Linked DNA regions of Homo sapiens: region 1 is linked to region 2. A link is an interaction called in ENCODE POLR2A ChIA-PET data of the cell type or tissue named here. Cell type or tissue: PC-3. All regions are shown on one strand. Links, peaks and the distances in the headings refer to the core of each region. The heading gives the core; the rest is flanking DNA.

Region 1 (2,913 bases), core at 162-2,661, 62 kb before region 2:
CATTAGCCTGACAGCTAATACCTTCCCAAGGTTTATATACATGAATAACTTTTTAAAATGAAAATAAATAGGGCTTTGATGAATTTCTTGCTAAGAATGCATTTTAATTTCATGCTTTTTGCTTTAAAGGTATTGTTACTAGATTTGAATGTTCACATCTTAAGTTGATCAGTGAAATTTGATACTGAAGCTGAAGAATTGTTGGGTGGCTTATTTTTTGAAAGATTACTGCATTTCTTTGAAGCTGCCCACTTACCTTTTTGTGCTAGTTATGTTTTTGGTAACAGTTTCTTTATTAATTTTTTAAAGGCCTGGTACTGTGGCGCTCCGTGAAATTAGACGTTATCAGAAGTCCACTGAACTTCTGATTCGCAAACTTCCCTTCCAGCGTCTGGTGCGAGAAATTGCTCAGGACTTTAAAACAGATCTGCGCTTCCAGAGCGCAGCTATCGGTGCTTTGCAGGTAAAATGGTGGGTGGGAAGACTCAGAGTTTGTATTCCTGTTGTGTACCAAGAACAGTTCCAAATTGTTGCATGTGCTTATATCATTTAATCACAAGCCTGTCAGGTAGTTGATATTGTTACTTCACTGTTGAGACTTCAGAAAGGTTAAATTGCTCAAGGTCATACACGTAGAAAATGGCAAAACCATAATTTGAACCTATTTGACTCCAAGGCTTAGTGCACATTCCATTATACCATTTAAAATTTTGAAACATTGCACTAAAAACAATATTTAAAGAAAATCCTCTGGTTTGGTTTATGGATGCTGCAGGACATTAAGAAGAACTTGAGACTAGAGGTCTATATTTGTAGTAACAATTTCAAACAACAGTGCCTAGAATAAAAGAAATGTCTCTTCAGGTCCTGAAGAAACATATAGGTAGAGAGAGCTTAATACCTAGGATGGGAATAGGCAGTATTAAAAAATTATGCATTAAGACGTAAAAGGAGCAGTGAGTGGAGGATAGGATTGGATTGGCAAGATTGGGGGAACGGTGCTTAAAGGTGATACTGGACGTGTAAAGGGGCCAGGATTTGCCTTGTGGTTTCCTAAAGGGGATTAGGGATTGCCACTTACATGTGGAGCATATTGAATTTAATCTTAATCTCTAGCATGTCAGGACTTAGAGAAATACTGTTCTAGAGATATTTATGTATTTGAGATATTTGTGGTTTAAGTTAAGACCAAAACTTGAAATTCCTACAAGATACTTGATAAAGGTATGTAGACGTCATTAACATCAGTCACTTAAGTAACCTATTTTATATTGTGTGGTTGGATTCTTTAGTTGCAAGTATCCCAGAATACAGTAAAGCTACCACCTCCATCAGAAGCATGCAGTTGGGGGTCGTTAAAAATGCTGATTGTTAGGCACCATTGCAGACCTGAATCATTCTGGGGGTGGGGAGGGGGCATCCAGAATCTAAGTACATTCCATTGGAGGATTTTCAAGGCTGCTGTTGCTGTGCTGGGCTTTTGCTTTATGTATGAGAAAGATAGGATAGGTGGATTCCACCCTGAAGTGTAATTGGTCGAGCTGTTTCTATGGTTAATCTAAACTTCATTTGATTGGTGAATTCCAGGAGTAGGCATCCATTAAATTCTCAGTGAGTTGCTGAAATTTCAACTACTAAAATCTTCCATGTTTTTACTTAAAACTTTATTTTCTGTTTTAATAGCCGATTATCTTCAGTTCTTATTTATTACTAAATACAGAAATGTTACTAAGATTCGTAAGCATTGGTACAAAGCTGCTAATATTTTCTAGTTAGAACTGTGCTTAAAGAACAATACTGTACTTGAAAAGTGTAGCGTTTTTAGCTTAAATGTCAATAATGTAGCCTTTTAAATTGAATTTACTAAACAATCTGGGTAAAAGACTCATCTTTCTAAAATTATTCACATGTAAACTTCCATTGTTACTATTACATATTTGTCATTAAGTGTGGTTGTATTGGTTTTAAGCAAAATGTTCACCTCTTCTGTCCACAGTTCTCTTAGTGTTAGATAGCTCTTTATTGGAAAGAGTGATCTTTGTTAAGCTTTTGTGTTTTCTGTTTGCTTTTTTATGCATATATTTTAGTTATCTTAAAAATACAGAGAGTGGGCCGGGCGCCGTGACTCACATCTGTAATCCCAACACTTTGGGAGGCTGAGGTGGGTAGATCACCTGAGGTCAGGAGTTCCAGACCAGCGTGGCCAACATGGTGTGAAACCCCTTCTCTACTAAAAATACAAAAAATTAGCTTGGCGTGGTGGCAGGCGCCTATAATCCCAGCTACTAGGGAGGCTGAGGCAGGAGAATTGCTTAAACCCGGAAAGCAGAGGTTGCAGTGAGCCGAGATGGCGCCATTGCACTCCAGCCTGGGCAACAAGAGCAAAACTCTTGTCTCAAAAAAAAAAAAAAGATAACAGAGGGAGAATTTGTTAATGGAATAGGATAATAGAAGATCGCAATTGAAGTAGAAATCCAAAGGTCCTTTGTTTTTGGCCTTAGAATTACACACTTTACAACTAAAGGATAGCAGGCAGTCCAGTGAGAATGGTAGAGGAGAAATTAGTCTCAGTTTGCCATAGATAATCAATAATTGACTTACTTAAAATATAGTCTTTGCTTTTAATGTCTGAGAACTTGAACTCAAATATTCTTGTGTTAAGTGGACAGTGTTGCTTTGAAATGGTAAAGAGGCAGACGTTGAATATACTCAAAATGTCCTAAACTAATACTTTCTTGTAGTTCTTTTTTTTCTTTGCCATTAAATCAAAATTAATTCATTAGGTCATAAATTAGTGTGGCAGTCTTTAATTCCCATTACAGCCTTAATGTTTTAAGGGACTTTGGGTTACTTGTAATAAAATTGGAAATGTATGGGTCATGGTCAGATCCTCTCGTAGGAGTTCAGTCTCCT
Region 2 (2,913 bases), core at 188-2,687:
GCTGGGTATGGAGGCTCATGCTTATAATCTCAGTGCTTTGGGAGGCCAAGGTGGAAGGATTGCTTGAGCCCAGGGCTTCAAGACCAGCCTGGACAACATAGCAAGACCCTATCTCTACAAAAGAAAAAACAAGCACACACTTGTAGTCCCAGCTACTTGGGAGGCTGAGGCAGGAGGACTGCTTAAGGCCAGGAGGTGGAGGTTGCAATGGGCTATGATGGCACCTCTGCACTCCAGCCTCAGTGACAGAGCAAAACCTCATTTTGAAAACACACACATGAGGGGCGCTGGGAATAGCCGCTCATGTCGGCTGACGGAGCGGTGTGGGGCCGCATGCGAAGCTGCCTCCGCGCCTTCCCCGAGCGGCTGGCCGCCTGCGGGGCCGAGTAAGGACTTCTGCGCGCGGGAGTTCGAGGCCCTGCGGAGCTGCTTCGCCGCCGCGGCCAAGAAGACGCTGGAGGGAGGCTGTTAGGAGGGACTCTGAGCTTCACACCTGTCTGCTGCCGTGGTTGCAGAGCCCTAGTCCTGATGGCCCCCGGTGGCATACATTGAATGCCTAGGGCAGAAAGGAAGTGGGAATGGCGAAGATGTGACGTGCCTCGGTGTTAGATACTGTTTCTTCTTAACAAGTTGAGGCGTGGGTAGAGCAGGAACTGGTTTTCCAGCATTGTGTCCGTAAACCTGAGTCAGAATAAGATGTAACAGAAGCCAGATAAAGACTCTGTCAAATCCTGCAAAAAAAAAAAAAAGAAAAAAAAGAAAACACACACACACACACATGCACACAATGCATAAAGTGTTTCTGAAACTTTGGTGTGCATGAGAGACACCTGGGGACTTACAAAAACACAGATGGCTGGCCCCACCCTAGAGTTTCTAATTTAGTAGGTCCAGGGTGGGGTCCGGTAATTTGCATTTCTAACAAGTTTCCTGATACTGCTGCTGTTGCTCTTGGTTGGGGCCCAAACTTCCAGAACAACTGGTCTGAATGAAGGGCTGGGTCCGGGACCTGCAAGTCCCACTGTGCTGCTTGCCCCGGTACCTCCTCCTAAGTCTGGCCCAGCAGGAAACGGAGCGCGGGTCAAAGTCCTCTCACAGTCAACCAGGAGAAACCTGTGTCTTCCTGGCAGGGTGGCTGGGTGCTATGGAAACAAGGCTCAGCCCAGAAGTGCCCAGCCTCCTTCCCAGAAGCAACTTCAGCCTCTAGGGGAGGAGTGAAGTGAACAAACAAACGGAAGGGCAGAGCTCAGTTCCTGGATGGAAGCGGCACCTGCATGGAAGCGCCCTCAGCAACCTCAGGGCCCAGACTTCCGGGAAAGTCTCACAGGGCCCCTGGCTTGAGTTTTGGAGCTGGAAGGGAACTTTGCAATCTTGGTTCAACTTTTTGTTTTATTTTCTGAGATGAATCCTCGCTCTGTTGCCCAGGGTGGGGTGCAGTGGCGCAATCTCGGCTCACTGCAACCTCCGCCTCCCGGGTTCCAGCGATGCTCCTGCCTCAGCCTCCTGAGTAGCTGGGATCACAGGTGCCTGCCACCACGGTTGGCTAAATTTTGTATTTTTAGTAGAGATGGGGGTTTCACCATGTTGGCCAGGCTGGTCTCGAACTCCTTACCTCAGGTGATCCGCCCACCTCTGCCTTCCAAAGTGCTGGGATTACAGGCATGAGCCACCGTGCCCGGCCCAGTACATCTTTTAACTGGGCTGTGAATGACACGACTTGCTAAGACCTGCCCACTAAGAATGAGCTGCAGCCAGCACAATGTTGTCCGCTTCCAGCCACTTTCCTAGATACTCCTCCATTCCTCAGATTCCAGCCCCCACCCCAGCCTGGAACGCCCACAGTGCTTTTATCACAGCTCTTAACTCCACTTGGTTCCCCAAAGCTATGAGCCCACATACCACCTCCCAGGGCTACAACACTTTGGGTTTCTCAGACACTGTCAACACTAAGCAGCATGAACTGCAGGACACACAGGACAGCTGGAGAGGGGCAGTGAGTCACTGTGTCATAGTCCTGCCCAAATTCCAATGTTGAAATTGCAGAAGCCTGGGGCCCACCCTAGAGAATCTGATTCAGCAGGTTGGAGGGGGGGCCCAGGCACTGATATTTTCAAGAGCCCTGGGTGATGTGGATGCCGATAGCACTGGCTGCATGCTGAGAAACACTGCCGATAGCATCATCTTCCACAGAAGGCCACCCAGGAAGAGATGATGAGGTGACAGAACTTCATCACCCAACTCAAGAAGGCTTGGGAGGAAGGGGTAATTTATTGGTTCTAAGCCCAGACCATGGACAAAACAGAGTGCTATGGTTCAAATGTCCCCAGCAATGTTCATGTTGAAATGTAATTGCCGTTGTGATGGTGGCATTGGCAGGTGGGGCCTTTGCAAGGTAATTAGGTTATGAGGGCTCTGCCCTCAGGAATGGATCCATGCCATCATCTCTGGAGTGGGTTCTTGATAAAAAGGATGATTCTGGACCACTTCCCTCTCATGTCTCACATGCTTACCTCTGCCTTCCATCCTTCTGCCATGGTGGGGCCCTCACAAGATGCTGGTGCCATGCTCTTGGACTTTCCAGCCTCCAGGACTGTGGGAAATCAATTTCTTTTCCACCCAGTCTGTGGAATTCTTTTTAAAATTTTTTATACTATTATTACTATTATTATTTGAGATGGAATCTTGCTCTGTCAGTCACCCAGACTGGAGTGCAGTGGTGCAATCTCCGCTCACTGCAACCTCCGCCTCCTGGGTTCAAGCAATTCTCCTGCCTCAGCCTCCCAAGTAGCTGGGATCACAGGTGTGCGCCACCATGCTCTGCTAATTTTTGTATTTTTAGTAGAGACGGGGTTTCACCACGTTGCCCAGGCTGGTCTCCAACTCCTGGGCTTAAGTGATCTGCCAACCTCAGCC

What was found. ChIA-PET counts read pairs that join two places held together with the same protein. Peaks named below come from ENCODE experiments on the same cell type or tissue, not always from the same donor. Only the 100,000 strongest peaks of a DNase experiment are listed, where the experiment ranks them.
Region 1: POLR2A ChIA-PET joins it to region 2 with 5 read pairs; 29 of 35 experiments call an interaction of 5 or more read pairs at or near these places.

What each region holds. Positions count from the first base shown.
Region 1 is chr1:226,065,347-226,068,259 of GRCh38, forward strand. It overlaps H3-3A (H3.3 histone A), which reads left to right. Exons shown (of 4, transcript NM_002107.7): 3 at 310-463. Among named protein-coding and RNA genes, the nearest start is that of H3-3A, 4.1 kb to the left of the region's middle. In PC-3, for the core only: no CTCF peak of the experiment used is centred there; no DNase peak of the experiment used is centred there; H3K4me3 peaks cover 265 bases.
Region 2 is chr1:226,126,875-226,129,787 of GRCh38, forward strand. It overlaps the pseudogene LOC112268255. Among named protein-coding and RNA genes, the nearest start is that of ACBD3-AS1, 20 kb to the right of the region's middle. In PC-3, for the core only: no CTCF peak of the experiment used is centred there; DNase peaks (open chromatin) are centred at 627, 1,157 and 1,987; H3K4me3 peaks cover 1,074 bases; H3K27ac peaks cover 1,739 bases.